Linked DNA regions of Homo sapiens: region 2 is linked to region 1. Evidence: chromatin contacts called from ENCODE Hi-C or POLR2A ChIA-PET data. All regions are on one chromosome and are shown on one strand. The core of a region is the stretch at or near the end of the contact, and the rest is flanking DNA. Distances in the headings are between cores, read along the strand shown.

Region 1 (6,258 bases), core at 1,120-3,619:
CCCACCTGTGAGGATTCCATCCTCACGACTTAATCACCTCCCAAAGGGTCCTGCCTCCAAATACCATTACATTGAGAATTTGGGTTTCAGCCTAGAATTTGGTTGGGGGCAGACACAAACATTTAGCCCACTGCAAACATTTTACCCATGTAATGCATGATTCTAAGCATTTTACATTTATTAACTTGTTTACCTCCTTAAGAAGTAAGTATTATTGCTATCATCCAGTTTCACAATGAGGAACTTGAGGCGTGGACAGGTTTCCCTTCCAGAGTCCACGCAGGTATAAATGGCCAAGCTGGGATTTGAACACAGACAGAACTGGCTGAAGTCTGAGCTGCTACTATTGTGCTGTCTGTCTTTCTAAGAAGATGTTGTCGTACCTCTGAGTAGCATCCCTACATTATAGTAACTCTCTCCATCCACAGCCTTTGCTTACTTGTGGGAGGATTGTGCTATCTTCAAATTCTTTGGAGTGTTACCCATTAGAAATAACAGAAGATGCTGAAACTTTGCATAAAATGTTAATGATTTTCCATTTTGGTCTTCTAGAGGTTTGTAATGAGATGGCTGGGTAAGCCATATGCTTCGTGCACACTATACCAATCTTTGTATTTATGGGACAACTAGAACCGCCAACCTGATAGAGCAGATCTCATGAGCTCCTGTATGAGGCTGTCTTTCCCAGGACGTGCAACATGGTGTTCAACTGAGGTGGGAAATACCCTTTGGCTTTGATTGCTAAGAAGGAAGCATTCCCATATCCAAGGTCAATCTCTGTCCTCACTGCCTGGACAGTTTGGCCTTGCTCCTTACAGACTTCTCTGGTGCCTCAGGCTTTGCCTCCTTTTGCCTGAGAGGCTATGGTAACCAGACTGGAGAGGTACCTTGCATGACTGGGTAGGGACACGTGGGGATGGAGAGAGCACTATTTCCTTCTTTTCTATTTTAAAACAACTAGGGACCACTAGTTAACACCTGTAAATTGACCAGAAAGCAAAACATTTTTTAAGCAAAATAATTCTGGTTTTCTAAAAGTTGCATGTCCCGATTACTGAGGTTTCAGAGCATGAGCTATGGAAATTCTAAATTAGGTGAAATTTCACTCAGCAACTCCAGAAACTACTGAATATTCAACTCAAGAAGAACCAACTGAGAAAACCACCTGCATTGCCAACTTTAGCATTTTCTACAGAACAGTTAGAAGCAGAGGTCACAGCCCCAAAGACCACATCACTAGAGATCGGCTGGCTCCATCTCCAGCATTGACTGAAAGGGACAGGAAATTACCAGTTGTACCTAAATGGTACTAATAAAAAACAAGAAGCTCCTACAACTTTATAGCCACTTGGGGAAAGCAAACAACACTGAATAACCCATCTGAATGAGTTCGCTGTTGGTAAATGAGGTAGATTAACTTAGAGGAGCCCCAACATCTATCCCACCTAAAATAGTCATGATTCTTAAAGATGCCTAAGGTAAGTTCATGCCATCAACGATCAGCTGCAATCCCCACAAACCTGTGATTTATAGTCACATCCAAGCTGCCCTGGATGTTCTCCTGGGCCCAGGTTATGGAGCAAGATTCATGGTGACTTCAGAAGCCCCTAGGGAAAGCATAACCTAGGGAAAGCCCAGCCCTAAGCCTCACAAGGCAGAAGTCCACAAAAATTAGTTCCACTGGTTCATAAAGAGCCCGTGTTTTCTCTTTCCCTTAAAGCAAAGAACCAAATAATCTGAAAAAAAAAAAAAAATGAAGATGAATGAAAACACTCTGAAGCTTATTTTGTTTTCATTTTTCAATAGATTAAAAGACAGTGAAATTTATATTAACTTATTTTAAGAAATTATATGCAATCAAAGTTACTCTGTGAGTCAAGACAATCACATGCTGAAAAAAGTTAAATAGTAATACATTAAATCACACAACTTGTGTTATGTTGTTCTTCCTATTGTATCTTTACTCATGAGTTCAATTTAAGTGTGTTGTGTATTTTATCACAAAATTAAATCACACTCTTTCTTTTCTTCAAGAGTTGACAGTTTCTAATGTGGCTTCTCATTCAAAGAATTTATTCTTGTCATCCCCCCAAGCCTCTATTTCATTCCAATGAATCAGCTCCTCTAATTAGCAGGGAAGAATCTGGAATTAATTAACTAAAAGATCTGAGTTGTCATCACAATGTCCTGTTGGGCAACATGGTAAATAAGGAGAATGTGTCACAAATAAAATCATTTTACAGATCAGCCATTTCAGGAAGGGGCAGGAGAGGACAGAGCTCACAAAAAAGCCCAAGCCCGGGATCAAAAGCACAGGTTTTCCTATCTATTAATCATGTGTCCTGGGGCAAATGACTTTATGTTTCTGGGCCTCAGGTGCTTCCTCAAGGAAGTGGAGGTAGTAACCTGCTATGCCTACTTCAAGGGCTTGTTCTTGGGGCCAAATGAAATCACTGATGTGAAAATGTTTTGTAAATGCCAAAGCACCATTCAATTGCAAACTATTATTATTCCAAGGCAGTTGGATTTGCTGGGGGGCACAACAAAAGAAGTCCTTGCATTTTGTATTCAGTCCTCAGACAACATGCTGAGGGGACCCCATTTCCACACACCTCTTCCATCCTAGCAGCCCCCATGAAGGGCTTCTTACTGCCACCGTGGCTTTAAGCCTAATTGATCTCACAACATTTCCTTTTTTCACCACCACATCTGCCCCTAGTGACGTCCCTGAAACCTGACAAGCATATCGAATTTGATCAAAAAGAAGCCTGGGGACTTCTTGTGAGTCTGTATTTGAGCCTAGAAGCCTATGGATTTCAATCAAAGGCAGGCTTGGAAATGAAGAAAAGGTTGCCTTAAACAATTTTTACTATGATTCCAGCAGAGGGAGACAGGACTGCACTTTCCCACAGGATATGCATTTTAATTTAAAGGTTTACAATATGAAGAGCATGCCTGCCTGCCTGCCTGCCTGCCTGCCTTCCTTCCTTCCTTCCTTCCTTCCTTCCCTCCTTCCTTCCTTCCCTTTTCCATCAAATCATGGTAGTCATGATTTTAATGCCCCTTGGTGGAGAAAGTACATGGCTGAAGGCCATTACAAATTCAGCTATGCTTCCAAAATGAGTTTGTGTCTCTTGATCACAAAAGCCACTAGGGCATTTGGAAACAGCAGTCAAGGCACGTTATATATTCTTACTGACTCTTCATTGATAGTTCATATTTATAACCTCTAATTTAAACTGGAGATTACATTTTAAAAATCACTTATGGCTCCTGGTGGAAAGAGCTAGCAAAAGTAAGAAGTAGGGGTTGCCTCATTGGAAGGAGACTAAAGTGCCCAACTTCCTAAGAAGGATTTTGGTCAAGTATTTAATGGATTGCTCAGAGAGTCACCAGATAATTGGTCTGAGTAGTTGTAAGACATTTATTATTTGTGGGTTTTTGTGAGCCAGGCCTTTAAGCAGGAGATGTTTATTATTTGATCAACAATGAGAAATAGGCCGGGTGCAGTGGCTCACGCCTGTAATCCCAACACTTTGGGAGGCCAAGGGAGGTGGATCACCTGAGGTCAGGAGTTCAAGACCAGCCTGGCCAATGTGGTGAAACCCTATCTCTACTAAAAATACAAAAAAATTAGCCAAGTGTGGTGGTGGGCGCTTGTAATCCCAGCTACTTGGGAGGCTGAGGCAGGAGAATCGCTTGAACCCGGGAGGTGGAGGTTGCAGTGAGCCGAGATCATGCCCATTGCATTCCAGCCTGGGTAACAATAGCGAAACTCCGTTTCAAAAACAAAAAATGGTGAGAAATAAGAACTCAAAAAGAAATGTAATTTTTCATCCAATAGTGTACAAAGTGTTATTCTGGGTGCTGACTGTAATAAAAAGATGAATAAAATACAGTGATGCCATTTAGATTGTCCTTTGAGAAAGAGGACTAACAAGGAATATGTGAAACAGTAGCCAAATATTTTAGGCAGCAAATAATTAAACCCTAAAGTCATGTGGTACAAAATAAATACCACTGGTACATGGACAAAGAGAGCTCCCAGTGAGCTACTGTGGTCAGGAGAGGTTATTTTATGGAGGAGATGAGCTTCACATAATGGTTTGGGTTTAGATAGACTTTTCAAGGTGAGAAAAATTGGGGCAATTATGGTATTGGGTTTTTAAAAATGAAATCAATGCTAATCAGAAATACTTTTTATTTCAACCCTTGTTGACGTTTTTCCTAAAATGTAGGAATATATGGACATCTGAAATTGTTTCCTATATTTTGAAAATACTTCAGAATTAAACTCAGAAAAAATTTAAATGTATTTATGCATTTCCTTTTTAGGAAATAAAAGCTTTAGGCATTTGATAGGTTAATTTATTCATTCGTTAAATATTTATTGAACACCTACTGTAAGCCAGGCAAGGTTCTAAGTGGTGAGCAAAATAAATATGTCTCATTGATTATTAAAGCCTTGGGGAGACCAACAATAAAAAAGTAGTTAGACATGCTTCAAAGGAAAAGAACAAATTGAAGTGACAGCAAATAACAGATGTAAAATCTACTTAGGTAGAACAGTCAGGGAGAGCTTTGGTTGAGATTTAAAGAATGAGCAAAGCCAAGCCAGCAAAGTGGGGAGCAGAGCTCCAGGCAGGCCCCCAGGGCTAGTCTGAGGTGCCCAGGTATAGCATCATATGTAGGTTGTATGTATATGTATATAAAATCATATACATTATATATGCTATATATCCTACTTTATTTGCTTATTTATTTCAAGGAATTGCTTATGTGATTTTAGGAGCTGGCAAGTGTGAAATTTGCAGGCCAGGCCAGTAGGCTACAACTCTTGGGCTATTGCTGTAATACTTTCTTTTTTTTTTTTGAGACAGAGTCTCACTCTGTCACCCAGGTTGGAGTGCAGCGGCACTATCTCAGCTCACTGCAAGCTCTGCCTCCCAGGTTCACGCCATTCTCCTGCCTCAGCCTCCCGGGTAGCTGGGACTACAGGCGCCCACCACCATGCCTGGCTAATTTTTTGTATTTTTAGTACAGACAGGGTTTCATGGTGTTAGCCAGGACGGTCTCGATCTCCTGACCTCGTGATCCACCCGCCTCGGCATCCCAAAGTGCTGGGATTACAGGCGTGAGCCACTGTTCCCGGCTATTGCTGTAGTCTTAAGGCAGAATTTCCTCGCCCAGGAAACCTCAGTTTTGTTGCGTTTAAGGCTTTCGAACTGATTGGCTAAGGCCCACACACATAATTGAGGGTAATCTCCTTCTACCTAAAGTCAACTGATTGTAGATGCTAACCACATCTACACAATACTTTCACAGCTAGATCCATGTTAGTGTTTGATTAAATAACTGGGTACTATGACCTAGCCAAGTTGACACATTAAACCAACCATCCCAGCAGGAAACCATCACATCTAGCACAGTGTCGGAGTACTGTGAGATAGGACAAGAAAGTCAGATAAATTTGGGAAGTTGGATAGAGGTCTTGAGGCTAAGATAGAGTTTAGCTTTTATTCCAAGTGCATTGGGAAACCACAGAAATGTATCAGCAGGGAATGGAGATTCATGCATCTTAGAGCCTATTTTTCATTCTCTTAATCAGTGGGACCCAAATGAAAAAATAAGTCACTCTGGCTACTCTCTGGAGAATAAAATAAAGAGTGTATTTTGGGGAGAATAAAATAGGGAGCCTAGTCAAGATCTAGTGGAGAGGCAGAAACCAGTGGAGTGACTTCAATAGAGAACATTTGATAGAAGGAGTTGTTAACTATGCACAAGGTAGATAACTTTTAAAAGGTGTAGAAGAGGGAACAACTGCAGAGAACACCTGTAGGGCTGAGAGAAGAACAAGGAAGGAACTTGGAAATCTGGAGGAGGTCCTGTAAGGTCTGTGATCAATGCTCTGATGGGAAGGCGTGACTCCTGCAGGAACACGCTATTCACCACTGCGGGGAAGAAGAAACTTGCAGGGGGCTGCTTGCTGGAACCATAAGGACCTCAGCTGCTTTGAAGAACACCACAGGAAATAGCTGCACACTGTGCCCCTTCCTGCCACTAAAAAAAAAAAAAAAAAAAAAATAGAAAAAAAGATTCTTTTCTCCCTCTTCCAGGCTTGTAGACTTCATCCTGCACCCTCTACTGGCAGCACCCAGCATTGTATTGACTGGCAAAGTAGAAATGTGGTTTATAGAGTCAGTTCAAGTATTATACAGTAGGGCAAAGAAAGGTGGGCTTGAGGATAAGAGCAAATAA
Region 2 (6,258 bases), core at 991-3,490, 79 kb before region 1:
TAAACAAATTCCCTTGATGATTCTGAGGCGTGGTCAGATTTGGGAACCACTGAATTAGTCCCTGTAATGAATTACTCCCAGCCTCAAGTACCTATTTAACCCATTGTCATTTGGCTTCCTGCTGCATTTCACAAGTGAAACTGCATTTACGGAAGTCAGGAATGATGTGCTGTTGCCAGATCCAGTAACCTATTTTCTGCCTTTGCCTTGCTTGACTTCTTCACAGCACTGCATGTTGACTACCCTCCTCCTTGAAGCTCCTTCTTTGGTTTTCATAGTCAACTTCTTTTCTAGTTCTTCTGTAAGAAGAAAATAAAATTTTGGAACCTCCTAGATTTATTAAGCCACGGGGAAAAGTTAAGCCCTGGAAACTGACTCACAGCACATGGCTGTTTTTCCTCTCTGGTACATGACCATTACTTCCTGACCTTTGTGTTGAAATGTTATACGCTAACCAGACACCTCATTCTTCATTCAAACCTAGGCTAAATGACATTGGAAATGGAGACTCTTGTGATTGTTACCTCTATGCAACAGAATGTTAAGCAACCCTCTTAGAGTGTAATCAATAGCAGCCAATCAAATCTTACACATGAGCCTTTGTAGAGGAAACGTAATTCTGTTCAACACCACCATTTTGTTTTGTTTTGTTTTGATTTGTATAAACAATCCTCATTTTTTCCCACACTTGGTGCAACTGATCACCATTCTTGGGTGTAGCTCTGCTTCCCTGATGGCCACCCTCATACTTTGCACTTGAATGAACTCTAACTGGATCCTGAGACTTTTCATTATTTTAGGTTGACATTTCTATGCTTTTGTTCTGGCTGCTCCATCCATCCTTTAAGAGTGAAGATTCTCCAAGATTCTGTGCTTGAACTTTGACCTCTTAATATGTCCCTGAAGATTTCATCCTTTCCTATAGCTAAACTACCACCTGCAAAATAAAAATAAAATCATTTTCAGGTCTTAGTCATGAATTCTTTGTCTAGGCCAATGTCTGTAAGAGTTTTTCTCATGTTATCTTCTAGAATTTTTATGGTTACAGGTCTTAGATTTAAGTCTTTGATCCATCTTGAGTTGATTTTTGTATAAGGTGAGAGATGAGGATCCAGTTTCATTCTTCTACATGTCACTTGCCAGTTTTCCCAGCACCATCTATTAAATAGGGTGTCCATTCCCCAATTTATGTTTTTGTTTGCTTTGTCAAAGACCAGTTGGCTGTATGTATGTGACTTTATTTCTATGTTCTCTATTTTGTTTTGTTAGTCTACATGCCTAATTTTATGCCAGTACCATGCTTTTTGGTAACTATAGCCTTGTAGTATAACTTGAAGTCCGGCAATGTGATGCCTCCAGATTTGTTTCTTTTGCTTAGGATTGCTTTGGCTATTTGGGCTCTTTTTTGATTCCATATGAATTTGAGGATAGCTTTTTCTAATTCTGCAAAAAATGATGTTGGTATTTTGATGAGAATTGTATTGAATCTGTAGATTGCTTTGGGCAGTCTGGTCATTTTCACAATATTGATTCTTCCAATCCATGAGCATGGGTTTTGTGTTCCATTTGTGTCATCTATGATTTCTTTCAGCAGTGTTTTGTAGTTCTCCTTGTGGAGATCTTTCACCACCTTGGTTAAGTATATTCCTAGGTATTTTATTTTATTTTATTTTATTTTATTTTCATTTTTGCAGCTGTTGTAAAAGGGATTGAGTTCTTGATTTGATTTTCAGCTTGCTTGTTGTTGGTGTATAAAACTGTATGTTCTCATTTATAAGTGGGAGCTAAACTGTGAGTACCTAAAGGCATACAGGGTGATATAATGGACTTAGAAGAGACCTTGAAAGGGAAGGTTGGGAAGGGGGCTAGGGATAAAAAACTACTCGGGTGACAGGTGCACCAAAATCTCAGAATCTACCACTATAGAATTCATCCATGTAACAAAAAACCACTTGTACCCCCAAAGCTATTGAAATAAAAATAAAAGAAAAATCCTAAGTGCCTGACTGAATGAACCCCTCTTGGCCAAGGTGACCCCAGAAAAACTTTAAAAACTATGTCTCCCAGCCATGGGAAGGTCAGTCATGCCTCACTGAACCCCCTTCCTCACTAACACTCGCCAGACTTTCCTAAGAGTTAAACAGAAACCAAACTTAGAAAGACAAAGAACACAAGACACTCCTTTGCTGACTTTAGCCAATTGCTTAATGCTGCAGGGGAACTTCCCTCCCCTCCTGCAGTTTCCACACGACAACTGACAAGGCATTCCTTCCTGATAAGTGACCACTGACCGCAGAGTGGTTCTGCAGTTCTGTCCATGAAGGCTGCACACAAGGTACTTCTGTGTCTTCCGTTTCACCTTTTGAGGTATAGAGACTAATTTTGCTGCATTTTAACATTGTCTCCACCCTAACATGAAAATGGGACGTATGTGACATACATGTTTGCTTATCACCTGTGATCTCCTCTCATAAATATTCATAGCCCTCATATCCTGACAAATATGCATGCCTAGCCAATCCTCAAGTATAAAACTCCCATAACATGCTCCCTCCCTAGAAGTGCCTGCTTTCTGTCTCAGCCTGAGGCTTTGTTTCCCAGCCTGCAGGTTACAATTCTCTATAAGAAATAAATTTCTCCTTTCCAAACGTATGGGTCTCATGATTTTAAGTTGACATGCCATACGCTAATGCCTCTGTTGGGGGCAGAAAATGATTCAGCATGTTGCGTGCTTTGAAAATTGAAAGGCCTCAGAAATAAGTCTCAAAAGCAAGGTCTCTCTCTGACCTTTCTCCCATATCCCTGTCTGCTCCTCTTTTTAAAAACACTTTTATCTTTGTATATATTTAGAGGGTACACGTGCAGATTTCTTACATGCATATATATTGCTTAGTGGTGACATCTGGGCCTTCAGTGTAACCATCACCCAAATAGTGAACATTGTATCCAATAGATAATTTTTCTGTTTTTTGTTTGTTTTTGAGACAGAGTCTTTCTCTAGTCGCCCAGGCTGGAGTGCAATGGCGCAATATCAGCTCACTGCAACCTCCGCCTCCCGGGCTCAAGGGATTCTCCTGCCTCAGCTTCCCAAGTAGCTGGGACTACAGGCACATGCTACCATGCCTAGCTAATTTTTTGTATTTATATTTGTATTTATTATAGAGATGGCATTTCACCATGTTGGCCAGGCTGGTCTCGAACTCCTGACCTCAGGTGATTCACCCACCTCGGCCTCCCCAAGTGCTGGGATTACAGGCGTGAGCCACCATGCCTGGCCTCAATAGGTAATTTTTCAACCCTCACCCCCGCTTCCACCCTTCCACATTTTGAAGTCTCCAGTATCTATTATTCTACTCGGTATGTCCATGTATACCCATTGTTTAGCTCCCACTTATATAACATGCAGTATTTAACTTTCTGTTTCTAAGTTATTTCACTTAGGATCATGGCCTCCAGTTCTATCCATGTTGCTGCAAAAGATGTTATTTCATTCTTTTTCATGTCTAAGTAGCATCCCATGGCATAAATAGATACCTTATTTTTTTCTATCCAATCCTTTGTTGATGGACACTTAGGTTGATTCTGTATCTTTGGTATGGAAGTTGCCTCCTTAGTGCAGGAGGCAGCACATCAGTCTCATGTCTTTGCTATCGTAAATAGTGCAGTGATAAACGTATTGTAAGAGTTAAAGAAAAAGGAAAGAAACATGAAAAGTGGCTCAACAGTCAAAGACAGGTTTATTTTGGAGAATAAACCTGAGAGGGGCTTCTGGCCGATTTTTGGTCAGGAGTGTTCTCTCTTACAGACTAAGGATATTTAAGGGTTTAGGAAGAGGGGAGCTTATTGTAGGTTCAGAGTGTTTCTATGTGAGGAAAAGGTTACTGTGGGGTTGAAATGTCTCTGGTTAGAGAGGAAGCTATCTCCGGGTTGGCATGTTTCTGGTTGGAGCGGGTTTATCTTAGGGGTTGGAATGTTTCTGGTTATTCTGACGTTAGCCATTAGGCTGATGTTTTGGGGCTGGATTTAGGCAGTTTTGTTTTGTTTTTTAATCAAGGGAAATTTAAAATGGTGGTGTTTGTCCAAGATGGTGAAGCTCCTGCTCTGTTACATATGAGTGCAGTATTTTTTGATATCTTTTGGGTATATACCTAGTAGTGGAACTGCTGAATTGAATAGTTGTTCTATTTTTAGTTCTTTGAGAACTATCCATTCTGTTTTCCATAGAGGTTGTACAAATTCACATTCCCACCAACAGTGTATAAGTATTCCCTTTTCTCTGCATTCTCGTGAACATCTTTTGTTTTTAGACTTTATAATAATAGCCATTCTGACTAGTGCAAAATGGTACCTCATTGTGGTTTTAATTTGCATTTCTATGATGGTTAGTGATGTTGAGCATTTTATTTTATATGCTTGTTGCTGCTTGTGTGTCTTCATTTGAAAAATGTTCTTGTCCTTTGCCCACTTTTTAATGGAGTTACTTGTTTTTGTTGTTGTTGTTGTTGAGTTCTTTGTAGATTCTGGATATTAGCCCTTTGATGCATAGTTTGCAAATATTTTTTCTTACTCTATGGGTTGTCTGTGTACTCTGTTGATTGTTTCTTTTGCTGTGCAGGAAGCTTTTGAGTTTAGTTAGGCCCCGTTTGTCTATTTTTGGTTTTGTTGCACTGGCTTTTGAGGACTTGGTCATAAATTATTTGCCCAGGCCGTAGGTATGTGGCTTTATTTCTGGATTGTATATTCTGTTCCATTGATCTATGTGTTGATTTTTATATCAGTATTATGCTGCTTTGGTTACTACAGCCTTGTAGCATAATTGAAGTCAGGTAAAACCTCTAGCTTTGTTCTTTTTGCTTAGGATTGGTTTGGCTATTCAGGCTCTTTTGGATTCTATGTGAATTTTAGAATTTTTTTTTTCTAATTCTGTGAAAAATGATTTTGATAATTTGATAGGGAATGCATTGAATCTGTAGATTGCTTTGGGCAGTATGGCCATTTCAATGATATTGATCCTGCCAATCCTTGAGCATGGGATGTTTTTTCATTTTTGTTTGTGTCATCTAGGATTTCTTTCATAAGTGTTTTGTAGTTCTTAAAGAGATCTTTCACCTCCTTGGTTAAATATATTCCTAGGTATTTTATTTTATTTTTGTAGCTATTGTAAAAGAGATTGCCTTCTTAATTTGGTCCTTGGCTAGATCTTTACTGGTGTGTGGGAACACTACTGATTTCTGTACATTAATTTTGTATTGTGAAACTTTACAAAATTCATTTATCAAATCTAAGAGGGCTTTTATGGAGTCTTTTTTAATTTTTCATCATCCTCCATGGTTGGATTTTGTGGAGTTTTTAGGGTTTTCTAGAAACAAGATCATATCATCAGCAAACACGGATAATTTGACTTTCTCTTTTCCAATTTAGAAGTTTTTTATTTCTTTCTCTTGCCTGATTGGTCTGGTGAGGACTTCCAGTACTATATTAAATAAGAGTGGTGAAAGTGGGCATCCTTGTCTTCTTCCACTTCTTAGAATGTTTTCAACTTTCCCCCATTAAGTATGATGTTGGCTGTGGGTTTGTCATATATGAGCTTTATTATGTTGAGATATCTTCCTTCTATGCCTAGTTTGTTGAGAATTTTTATGATGAAGGGAAGCTGAATTTTATCGAACACTTTCTCTGCATCTATTGAGATGACCACATAGTTTTCCTTAATTCTGTTTATGTGATGTATCATGTTTATTGACTTGTGTATGTTGAACCATCCTTGTATCCTTGGGATAAATCGTACCTCATCATGGTGTATAAACTTTTTGATGTGCTGTTGTTTTCAATTTGTGGTATTTTGTTGAGGATTTTTTGCATCTATATTCATTGGGAATATTGGTCTGTAGTTTTTTTTGTTGTTGTTGTGTCCTTGTCTGGTTTTGGTATCAGGGTGATACTGGTCCCATAGAATGAGTTAGGGAGAATTCCCTCCTCCTTGATTTTTTGGAATAGTTTCAGGAGGATTGGTTTTAGTTCTTTGTATGTTTGGTAGAATTTGTCTGTAAATCCATCTGGTCCTGGACTATTTTAGTTTTTGGGAGATTTTTTTTATTACTGATTCAATCTTGCTACTTGTTATTGGTCTGTTCAGGAGGTCTATTTCTTCCTGGTTCAATCTCAGGAGATTATGTGTTTCCAGAAATGTATTCATTTCCTCTAGGTTTTCTAGTTTGTGAGCATAAAGCTGTTCATAACAGACTCTGATGATCTTTT

What was found. A loop is a pair of places that touch in the nucleus more often than their neighbours do. ChIA-PET counts read pairs that join two places held with the same protein, here RNA polymerase II (POLR2A). Pooled maps may share reads with other maps.
Region 2: a pooled map shows a loop between it and region 1 (2.2-fold over the local background). The contact joins two enhancer-like sites. A Hi-C loop is called at or near these places in 2 of 50 pooled maps. POLR2A ChIA-PET finds 5 or more read pairs at or near these places in 3 of 52 experiments (CD8-positive, alpha-beta memory T cell, Panc1 and activated CD4-positive, alpha-beta T cell).

What each region holds. Positions count from the first base shown.
Region 1 is chr6:89,239,387-89,245,644 of GRCh38, reverse strand. No RefSeq gene overlaps it. Among named protein-coding and RNA genes, the nearest start is that of GABRR1, 25 kb to the right of the region's middle. Within about 2 kb of position 2,369, at least 2 of the 41 ENCODE cell types and tissues checked have a DNase peak (open chromatin) inside an H3K27ac peak, as active enhancers do.
Region 2 is chr6:89,317,778-89,324,035 of GRCh38, reverse strand. No RefSeq gene overlaps it. Among named protein-coding and RNA genes, the nearest start is that of GABRR2, 5.6 kb to the right of the region's middle. Within about 2 kb of position 2,240, at least 4 of the 41 ENCODE cell types and tissues checked have a DNase peak (open chromatin) inside an H3K27ac peak, as active enhancers do.